Linked DNA regions of Mus musculus: region 2 is linked to region 1. A link is a loop called in an ENCODE intact Hi-C map of the cell type or tissue named here. Cell type or tissue: left cerebral cortex. All regions are shown on one strand. Each heading gives the region's core, and the rest is flanking DNA. Links, peaks and the distances in the headings are about the cores only. Region 1 overlaps Ptprk (protein tyrosine phosphatase, receptor type, K). Region 2 overlaps Themis (thymocyte selection associated).

The links. A loop is a pair of places that touch in the nucleus more often than their neighbours do. Peaks named below come from ENCODE experiments on the same cell type or tissue, not always from the same donor. Only the 100,000 strongest peaks of a DNase experiment are listed, where the experiment ranks them.
Region 2: it touches region 1 in a loop (6-fold over the local background); 26 of 42 quality-filtered maps call a loop at or near these places.

The regions. Positions count from the first base shown.
Region 1 is chr10:28,490,271-28,495,662 of GRCm38, reverse strand. It overlaps Ptprk (protein tyrosine phosphatase, receptor type, K), which reads right to left. Exons shown (of 32, transcript NM_008983.2): 12 at 2,476-2,749. Among named protein-coding and RNA genes, the nearest start is that of Themis, 180 kb to the left of the region's middle. In left cerebral cortex, for the core only: a CTCF peak has its summit at 2,170; DNase peaks (open chromatin) are centred at 1,896, 2,242 and 2,666; H3K4me3 peaks cover 344 bases; H3K27ac peaks cover 1,088 bases.
Region 2 is chr10:28,727,456-28,732,847 of GRCm38, reverse strand. All of the region lies in intron 2 of Themis (thymocyte selection associated), which reads right to left. Among named protein-coding and RNA genes, the nearest start is that of Themis, 62 kb to the right of the region's middle. In left cerebral cortex, for the core only: a CTCF peak has its summit at 2,492 (motif pointing right); DNase peaks (open chromatin) are centred at 1,680 and 2,533.

The sequences.
Region 1 (5,392 bases), core at 121-5,120:
CTGTCTAATCTTCTCCCCATCCTGTCCTTCTTCTCCTGTTAGCCAGGTTTCACATTTTTTTTTTTTTTCTGAAAAACGAGGCTGTCTTTAAGAAGCATTTTATAAATCTATCTTCAGTGGTTTTATATGTTGATAAGAAATAAAGCAATATGCATACAATTCCTTCTCAAGAAATTACTTTGAAAGTATGTAAACTAAAGAACTGGGAGAGGAACAGGTCCTTCTGTTTCTTCACTGGGACCAGCGATTATCGTGCTCCTGTGTAGATCTTGAGATATTCTGATTTCCTGAGAGTAGTCCCAGTTGACTCTCTGTAGGCATTACCAGACTCTACTGGTATGAGGCTCATCCACGTTAAAGCTCTGTGTCGGCAATGGGAAGTGTATTGCTGATCTGTGTGACCTTTTACTACTGGTCCGCATGTCGTGCAATTGCGGTAAAATTATAAAATTATTTTTGTTGCTACTTTATAACTGTGATTTTGCTATTGCTATGAATCTTAATGTAAATATCTGTGCTTTATACTGGTCTTACATGATACCCTGTGGAAGGGTCTTTTGACCCGCCCCCCCCAAACTGTCATGACCTACAGGTTGAGAATGCTGCTAAACTTTGGTCAAATGATGGTATTAGAGAAAATCCCCTGTATGTACATACATTCATCTTCACTCTTACAACACAACAGACAGGTGAACAGAGTTAATTTGGAAATTCTCACGTCTCTAAAGACAAAAATTTAAATCTAGAACCCTCTTCTACCTGTGTGCTATTTGTATTTAGGTGGGGCTACTAATTTTTACCATGTCTCTGTTTGGAGCAACCTAATTAGTCAATTACTTTTAAAATAGGTGTGTGTGTGTGTGTGTGTGTGTGTGTGTGTGTGTGTGTGTGTGTGTGTATACAAGATGGGTTGTTAATCTTGAATGTCATTTTGATGGAAATTATTACCATGAAACAAACCTATGGGAAGGTCTGTTGGGCATTATCTATAAATTCACTGAAGCAGAAAGACCTTTCAAAAATGATAGGATGAGGATCCCAGGTCAGAGAGAGAGGCAGAGAGAGGCAGAGACAGACAGAGACAGAGAGAGAGGTTAGGCAGAACACCAGGACTCTTAGCTCTCTACTTTCTGCATGAAGACTGCTATGACCGCTCACTTCCTACCTACTCTCTCTGCCCTGCCTCCTGTTCCAGAGAAGTAACTCTCAACTGGTAATCCAAACAAACCCTTTCTCTCTTAAACTGCTTCTAGCCAGGCATTTGGTCATAGCAGGTGGTGTGGATGGTAAAGAAGAGTGAGAAGAGTAGAGCCTCCTTAACTATGGACAGCCTTTGCATGTACGCTATGTATTTAAAGGGTATTGGGCACTTTTCTTTGCCATAACTCTACACTGGCTACACTGGTATGCATAAAAATACAACTTGCATATAAAAGCAATACTCACACCCTCATGGCCCTCGTACACATTGGTTGTCTTCCAATTAAACTATTCTAAGAGCTAATATGACTCATACAATTGGTTGTCACATACTTTACATCCTCTCCCAGGTGTCACCTTACAGACTCAGTTATACATAAGCAACCATTTCCCACATAGCTTCAAGCCCATCAAAATGCCAGTGTTCGTCTGGATTTGAAAATTGTTCAAGTTTCTCAACATATTCTTTTTACCCTACTGCCTTATCTCAAATAGAAATAAATAAATAAAAACAAAATAAGTCTTAGAAAAGAAAGTCTTTCAAAGGGAAACAGCATGGGAGGAAAAGGCTAGGTTGTTTCTCACTTGTGTCCCGCTGAGCGCTCCTCTTCAATATTCATTTGGGATCAGCCCCAGTGTTCAAAAACAACTGTGTCCAAAATGGGAAAAGGAGGGGCAGCCAGGGACAGGGCCAGCCAACTTCAGTAATGGCTCAGCACCCAGCCTTAGCAGGCAGCCTTCTGTTTAGGTTCTGTCAGCTGGACCGCAGGCGTCCCATTACTTTGTAATCAGAGGATTGTTACTTGTTATTTATTATTTGGCATGTACCCCCTGAAAAGCTTATAAGGCCTTTATTAGCCCAGTGTGGAACGCGCATTCTGTTTATCCTGAAGTAAATTTAATCTTTTGAAGCAGCCACTACTGAGCAAGTGAGGCAGAACAATGCAGGGAATTTACTGAGGGTGGAGTCCTGGCGGCAGCACACCCACCTTTTCAAATCACTTTGTTCACAGTTGCACTGTGGGCATTCCTGAAGAAAGCGCGAGCTAAGGCAGTTACTAGGAAACAGGAATCCTGTGAAATGCTGCTGGCTCTCAGCCTCAGTCCTTCAGTCAACTTGCAAGAGCTGGCAACAGAAGCACTACACATCCATTTTCTTTCCCTTTGTTTTCTTTTTCAATTTTCCTTGACAAACGCCACTGAGTGTTTATAAAATATAGCCACAGCTTTACTTAAGATCAAGGGGAAAAATATCCAATCTGAGAGTAATCTCACCTTCTCCACACTGCTCATCGCTTGGAAATAGATGTTGTATCCTTTGCGGGGGGCCAGGGGAGGGTTCCAAAAGCCTTTATAGGTCCGGTTGTCACCCACGGTGAAGGGAGCAGGCTCGGGAAGATTCCCAGGGGGAAGTTCTGCGGCAAAGTAATAGGGCGCGCCCCCACTTAGGGCGTTCTGGTATGTAACCGGTACCTGGTAGCATTCCATGGCCCCTGCTTCACGCTTCGTTCGATGTGGGTGTAGCTGCTCCACAACAATTTGATAAGCACTTTGGGGGAAAGAAAGAAATGTTCACACTTAGTATCTAACATATTAAGATGTTTGGAGAAAGGAACAGGAGGTTCAGAGTGGGCAGGCGGCTTCCCAGTGCATGTAACCATCATTAAGCCCCTTTCCCATAAAATGGTGTCTCGAGAGTTCTGCTGCCACAGTGGTGAGCTTATCAAGGAACTAAGACAAGTAAGAAAAATCACCTTAAAATGGTTCACATTTTCAAAGACCGAAAACTAAGCCTCTCTAATAAGGACCTGGCTTTAACCAGAGTCATATCATAGATTAAGTTCTTTGTCTTAGTTTTTTTTTTTTTTTTTTTTTTAAATAGAAAAAGTTAACATTTTCTCGTGAAATTACATCAGGGAAGGCGCAGCTCCAAGGCCCAACAGAATGGTGGCCTCCAGGAGGCATTGGAAGCTACGGTCTGCAGTTGTCACAGGCTTGGACACTCGAGGCGCTGACAGGCTTCTCCACCTCCTGACCTCGCCTGCATCTCTACTGCCTCACAGCTATGCAGATCCGAAGCACAAGTGACATGCGACAGGGCGGGCACAGATGGACACAAATCTGTCCCCACAACAGAAATAGACTGGCTCCTTCTTCAGGGCTTGTTAATAATAAAATGTTACAAATTGGAGAGACAGATGGCATTTGGCCTATTAAAACTCCAACCTGAATTGGGAATCCTTTTCTTAAATACATTAGAACTTTTCCACAACAGCTTTTATGTTGTAAGGTAAATGAAACCCCACAAATTTGAAATAAAGATTTATGTGATCATTTATTTGTAAGGTTCTCAAATTCATATGTCAATAATGTCCTTCCTTTGTGGAAAATGTCTCAAGTGAAATAATCTAGGTAAATATTATCTAAAAGTTTGCCATTACTACTAATATATTTTCCATACTTTGAATGTACAAACAATTAATATATTTTAGAATTGTTGAAAACTGAAGGAAATTCACTGTGGCTTTTAAATTCAGTGAGAATAAGTTGTGGGTGAGGTCTCTATGTAAAAATCTTGAGACTTTAAGCAAATATATTTCATCTAGGCCAGTGGTTTGTGACTCCCACAGGGGTCACACATCAGATACCCTGCATGTCAGATATTTTTATTATGATTAATAACAGTAGGCAATGTACAGTTATGAAGAAGCAATGGAAATACTTCATGTTTAGGGGGCGTGGTTACCAGAACATGACAACTGAATTGAAGGGCCCCGCACTAGGAAGGCTTCAAACCACTGTTCTAAAATGTGATCCAGGCTTTCTAGAGAGGGATGACAGCCAGCATTCAATAGGTCTGTAGTAGGGTGGAAGATGCAAGACAGTGCTTTTTGTTAAGGAATTTCCAGAGAGACCAAGAGAGAAAATCAAGTGTGCATCTAGGAGATTGAAAGAAATTCAGGGTTTAAAGCAACATTCCAATTTAAATATGAGCCATTATACTTACAAGCAAGAGACTCCACAGCCTCAAAGAAAAGATGATATTATTTAGAGTTTTACTTTCTTCTTTAATATTGAAGTTTCTGTTTGTTTTCCTGTTAAAGTACTGCTAACATGTCAAAAGGCTGCTGCCTATTTCTTTCTCTTTTGAAAAAGGACATAGATGATATCAATGGCAGAAACTGAGATTTGAGCTTGTGACCAAGGCAGACATCTGTTATTTTACACTATGGAAACTGTACCTCTGCCAAGTTGGGTCACCACGCTTGGAGCAAAGCTACTGACAAGATGCCTGATTTCTGCCTCATCCAGGGGACAAGCATTTGTCTACTATGGACAATATAGGAACTAGCAAGCAGACAGACCCTGAAGACCCAAAGAAGAAAAGAGCTTAGTTGCCATATGCCATGCTAGGTAGACCTAATCCTTATTTTATTTTGAATTTATTATCCATAATTATATGTTATATACTTCTGTGCCCTGTGTATACAGCTACACAAAAATTAATAGATGTATTACACTCTCCAGAAAAATTTACGTTTATGCACCTACTCTAACAAACAGAATGGTGATTATCTATCTTAGCTAAATAATGGAAACTAATCTCTAAAAAACCCAACTTCTTAATTATCTCATACATCTCAAAAAAAATCTAGTGTATGCTAACTCTTAATTCATTCCATTCATTTGACATATTTAACATTCTACTTTCATGGTTTTTCCATTTCAATTAAATTCAGGAGCTATGCAACCCAGCCTGGGGCTCTCCAGACTTATGTGGAGCAAAGCAAACTGTTACTGGGGGAGAGAAGGGAAGAGAGGCAAGTTCATTCTGCACTTTAGAACCTTAAGCCTGGCTCCAACTGAGATAATCAACAGGCTAGACCGAGCTAAAGATTTCACATATTTCATTTAAAGAGAAAATTTACAGAAGGGATGACTCTATGAGGTGTATAAAATATGTAAATTTCCCACATTAACATGGGCTTTCCTTTTAATTAATCTTTTATTTACTAATAAAGATGACTTACGAAATGAAGCACACCGTTGTTACTACTACTAAAAACCTGAGGCAGAGAGATATGAGGCCCTATTAAATTTTCCATGTGCCTTCCATTCTTCCTTCTTGTGTAATGACCAAATGTCTGGGACCCCGTCCACCGTTCACATGTGAAATCTTTTCAACCATAGG
Region 2 (5,392 bases), core at 97-5,096, 240 kb before region 1:
GCAAAGAACCACAGAATACGTAACATTTGGAAGAAGAAGGACAACTTTAGAAGAGTTACCTGACATCAAGACTTATTACAAAGTAAACAACAGTATAGAAAAGGTGCTGATAGTGAAAGGATAAAAAGACTGAACAGGGCTGGTGAGATGGCTCAGTGGGTAAGAGCACCTGACTGCTCTTCCGAAGGTCCGGAGTTCAAATCCCAGCAACCACATGGTGGCTCACAACCATCCATAACAAGATCTGATGCCCTCTTCTGGAGTGTCTGAAGACAGCTACAGTGTACTTACATATAATAAATAAATAAATCTTTAAAAAAAGACTGAACAATGTGATACAATGTACAGTGCAATAATGTTTCCATAGAAGTATAATCCACTAAAGAAAACAAAAGAAACCTGATCCAGTGGTTTGCAACAAAAGGTGCTTGACCACTGTATGCGAGAAGTGAATATAGAACATACAACCTTTTAAATATTAACTCAAAATACAGAGCAGGAAATCCCCCAAATACCAGGTAACTACTTAAGAAGTCATAAATGGCACTGGATTTGAAGATGAACATTAAATACAGTTGTAAAGCACAATCTAGAAAAGAAACAAAAGGTAAATTAGACTTTTTAAAAAAAAAACTTCCATAAAGATGAGAATTAAAAGGCAAACCACAAATTTAAGAAAAACTATTAACCAAAGCAAAATGTGATCAAAACTGGGCATCACAAGTATACAGAGTGCATAATGTAAGGAAACCATAGCACAGCTTTTAATGGGCAAAAAACTTCAAGTATCTCATCAAATAAAGTTCATATTCCACCTGGGAATTACAGATTTAAAAAATGACTTTAATATCATAGACTTGAATGTATAGAATGGCCAAATGCAGACACTGATAGAGAAAATTCCTGGAGAGGACATCGAACAGGGATGTTCATTCATTGTTCATAGTAGTACAAAATGATATTTTGCAGGACAATCTGGTACTTTTTAAAAATAAACAGACTGTTACTATTTTTACTATTCAGTCCAATAATCAGAGTGGGGAGAATTCATCTTTCTTTTTTTTTTTTTTTTTTTTTTTGGTATGTTTGGTTGGTTGATTTCGGTGTTTTGCATACTAAATCTCACTAAAGCGACTTCTACTTAGGTTTTTTTTTTTATAAACCCAAAACTTCTCTATGTAAATGTAAAAATCTATTAAAATGCAAAGGAACTAAAGTGGAATGCTAAAAAATATTCATTATGGAAAATGTAGAGAGCAATGAAAAATAAAAAACATGAAAAACAAGTGGCAAAACAATAGCACTAAATTCTTTACTATCAGTTATGATATTAACTAAAAGCAGATAATGATTAAACCACACTTAATATGATAGAAGAAAAATATCAAAGCATATACTATGTGTATCAAAAGAGACTTTAAATTTAAAGACATAAGTAGGTAGAGAGTAAAAATGTAGATGATAGCCTGTACAATTAGTTGTTAAAAATAAGAAAGCAAAAAAAATGAAGAAACTATTTTAAATCAGAAACAATATAGCAAGGCATGTTGGTGCACACTTGTAATCTCAGCTCTCAGTAGGCTATAGCAAGAATATTGTGAAAACAGTTCCAAGCTTGGCTACAAATCAAGACAATGTTTAAAAATAAATTGGAACCAAATTTACATTTTAAAATGTTATTACTATAAAAGGTATCTTGAAGTTAAAAGAAACTCTCCACTCAAAACCACTAGCAATTATAAATATAGATACACATGTCCCCCGACTCTCAAAGTACATTAAACAAAAAAATACACAATTTTAGGAATCCAAATAATACAGGAAGAATGAGGAGGAGGTGAAGGAAGAGAAGGAGAAAAGGAGGGGGAGGAGGAGGAGGAGGAAGAGAAGAAAAAGAAGAAGAAGAAGAAGAAGAAGAAGAAGAAGAAGAAGAAGAAGAAGAAGAAGAAGAAGAAGAAGAAGAAGAAGAAATTTCTTTTTAAAAAGATATATATTCTTTGACGTCATATATTCTTTGATGAGCATATTCTACCCCCGACCCTATCCCACTTACCTCCCTTTTCATACCCATAACCTTTCCTGTTTATTCTTTCTTTCCCTAGATAACTCTTATTTATTTTTATTTAACATACACATACATGATTTTAATAATGGATATGCTGTTGTGAAAGATCAAGTAGAAAAGATCACCTAGGTGGTGTAAATAATTCTATAAATGAACAAGTATCTTTAATGGACTTCTATAATGGTAGAATATATATTCTTCTATACAGAGTATAAAAACAAGTATTAGTATATTTTTAAATTTGAATTTCAGAAAGTATGTCCTCTGATAATTGAATTGAATTAGAAATCAACCATAAGAGGAAATTTGAAGAGTTAAGCAAATAAAACAAGATGTTTAAAATACTTTGGGGGTATCTTCCTGTTGTTTAGTGTCTTTAAAAAGATATATATATATATAATAGAGTTCTGGCTGCACGTATGCCTGCAGGCCAGAAGAGGGCACCAGATATCATTATAGATGATTGTGAGACACCATGTGGTTGCTGGGGAACACAGGACTTTGGGAAGAGCAGATAGTGTTCTTAACCCCTGAGCCATCTCTACACTGTTTAGCGTCTTTTTCATGAATTTATTGAGTGTTTAAAGTTTTTCATTATAGATATCTTTTATTCCCCTAGTTTGGTTCTGTCACAAAAAAAAAAAAAAAAAGGAATTTTGAAGCTTTAAGAAATGTGACAGAATTTATAAGTTTCTAAACAGCAACGAGAACAACTTGGTGAACAGACAACTTTAGAAGAAAATCTTTGATAGTCACACAGAAGATTAGAATCTAGACTACATGAAGAACTCAAAATATCTGAACAACTTACTCAATAAATGGACCAATGTAACTAACAGTTTTCAGAAAATGTGTTCAAAATCCTTGGGCATCCAAAAATTACAAAGTCATACAGCATTAAGATTCAATCTTATTCCCACCAGAATGATTATCATTAAGAAGATAAATCACAGCAAATTCTGGCATGGAAATATCAATTATTACAGCCCCATAGAAATAAATATGAAAGTTCCTCAATAAGCTAAGAGGAGAACGAGCATATGACCCAAATACATCAACTCGAGCTACAAGCCCAGAGCCTATAAATGAACATCCTGTAGAGATGTTGTCATCTGTATGTTTGTTGCTGCACTGTCCACAGAAGTCAAGTTATGGAATCATCCCAAGTAGTCATCCACAGAAGAACTGATAAAGAACTTGTGCTGTGCGTGCACAGTGGTGCTCTATTTAACCATAAAGGATTGCATTATAACACTTGCCGAAAAAAATAGGCACAGCTAAAGATGATGGTGATATCACTTGTTTCCATTTCTCATTTACTTGTGGATCCTAGGTTTTCACACATATATGTAAAATGACATAGGGTGTACATATATGTGCAATCATATTTTAATGAAGGAGCAAGAGTCGACATGAAATGGGAATGAATGGGAAAACGGGAGAGATTAGAAAAGAAAGGAGAGTGAATGTATCCAAAGTACATGACAGAGTCACGGGAATGAAGCCTATCACTATGCATAATAAATATATACCAATAAAAACATGTGTTAAAAGTGCCACGGGGCTTTAAAATTTTAAAATATAATTGGAATTTAAATGAAAGGTTTTAACGTGGAAAAGGCATATGTTACTGTTGAGATCTGTGATAAAGGACTTGATTCTGGTCTTTTCCCCTAGTGATAATGAAGAGGAAACATTTATGTAGGATCCTGGAGTCTTTTCGGAAGAGAGCATTCTCTCATCGTCCTTCATCACCTCTGCTTTAATTCTGACCCTTACAAGAAGGCTCACCTGTAAACACCTTTAAACTCTTACCCAATTAATGACAAAGACATCACGCTAACCCCAGCCCAAAGGAAGTTCCAGATAGTGATGACCTTAGACTTCAGCCACTACCCAGGTGTTTTCACTAATCCAATAAGAAACGATTCCTCTATCTGAAAATTCTGAACATTTAAACTTAGTGAGTGTTTATTCTGTACTGAGAATTACAGTGATAAATGATTTTGCTTTTGCTCTTAGCCGCCTTGTTATCTATTAGATCACGCTACTCCAACAAACACAAAACTAACTCCAAATACATGTAAAAAGCAATAAGTGAAATAATAAAGGCATAAAAGTACTTAACCTGGGGTGAGAGCACATGCCTCTACTCACAACGTTTTGGAAGAAGAGGCGGGCACTCTTTTGTGTGTTTGAGGACTGTTCTACAAAGGAAGTTCCAAGCCAGATTGGGCTACATAGTGAAACCCTGCGCATACACACACACACACACACACACACACACACACACACATTCATAAATATATATACATGTGTATATATGTACATGTGTGTATATGTATGTGTATTATATATACACACGTTCACATATGCATTCACATGCACATATACATATGAGGAGAGCAATTACATCTAACTTTGCTACTTAGGAATGTTGTCTATAAAGCCATGGTTCCCAGCCTCAGGTTCATGTTAGTCCTAGCTTGGGAGCTTTGAAGAATCTTCATGACCAGACTTTGCCCAAATAAATCATGATACCTCCTGCATCACGACTTTCTAATCTCCCTAGATGAGGTCACTGTGCAGCCAAGCTTGAAAACCAGCCATCATTTTGAAAGACCAGGAAGGATATAAAAAAAATGGGTAAGCTTTCGGTTCAAAGGGACAGAGAATTAGAGCACTTGCAAGAATCTTCTCATTAATATAACCAATTTATTTTTACTCTCCAAACATCAGGTCAATTATAACATTCTCTGAAAAGCATTTTCTACTTCCCCAATGATATCAATAAGAATCTTAATAACAGTAATATAAGTTATCACCATTTTTATGAATGTTGCTATAGTCCAGATGCCATAGCAAGCACTTTAATTATGTTTTGATAATATCCTCCACAAAGGCACCAGGAGACAAGTAGGAATACCAGTATTTAACTTTACATACGGTGGAAAAAAAATAACATGCCAAGGTAATTCAATCAAAACATGGTGAAATTGCTTGTAGAACTACAAAATTCATGTTCTGTAACATGACCTACTGATCCTATGCAGCTTCTCACATAGCCCAGGCATACGTTAATCATACTGTAAAGCATATTATATTGTAATGCGTTTGTGATTTTTCATTCGCTACTCTCTTATTCATCCAATTGACAGGTTTTTTAATTTATCCTCAATGTGTATGGTGATAGAACTATGAAGACTGGAAATTAGTAGTGCAGAGCACATATCAACAAATAACTTGACTAGCCAAATCCTGCTAGCCACTCCTTTTTATAAATAAAGAGTATTTTGAGCTACAACCACGGCCATTGGTTGATGGGTT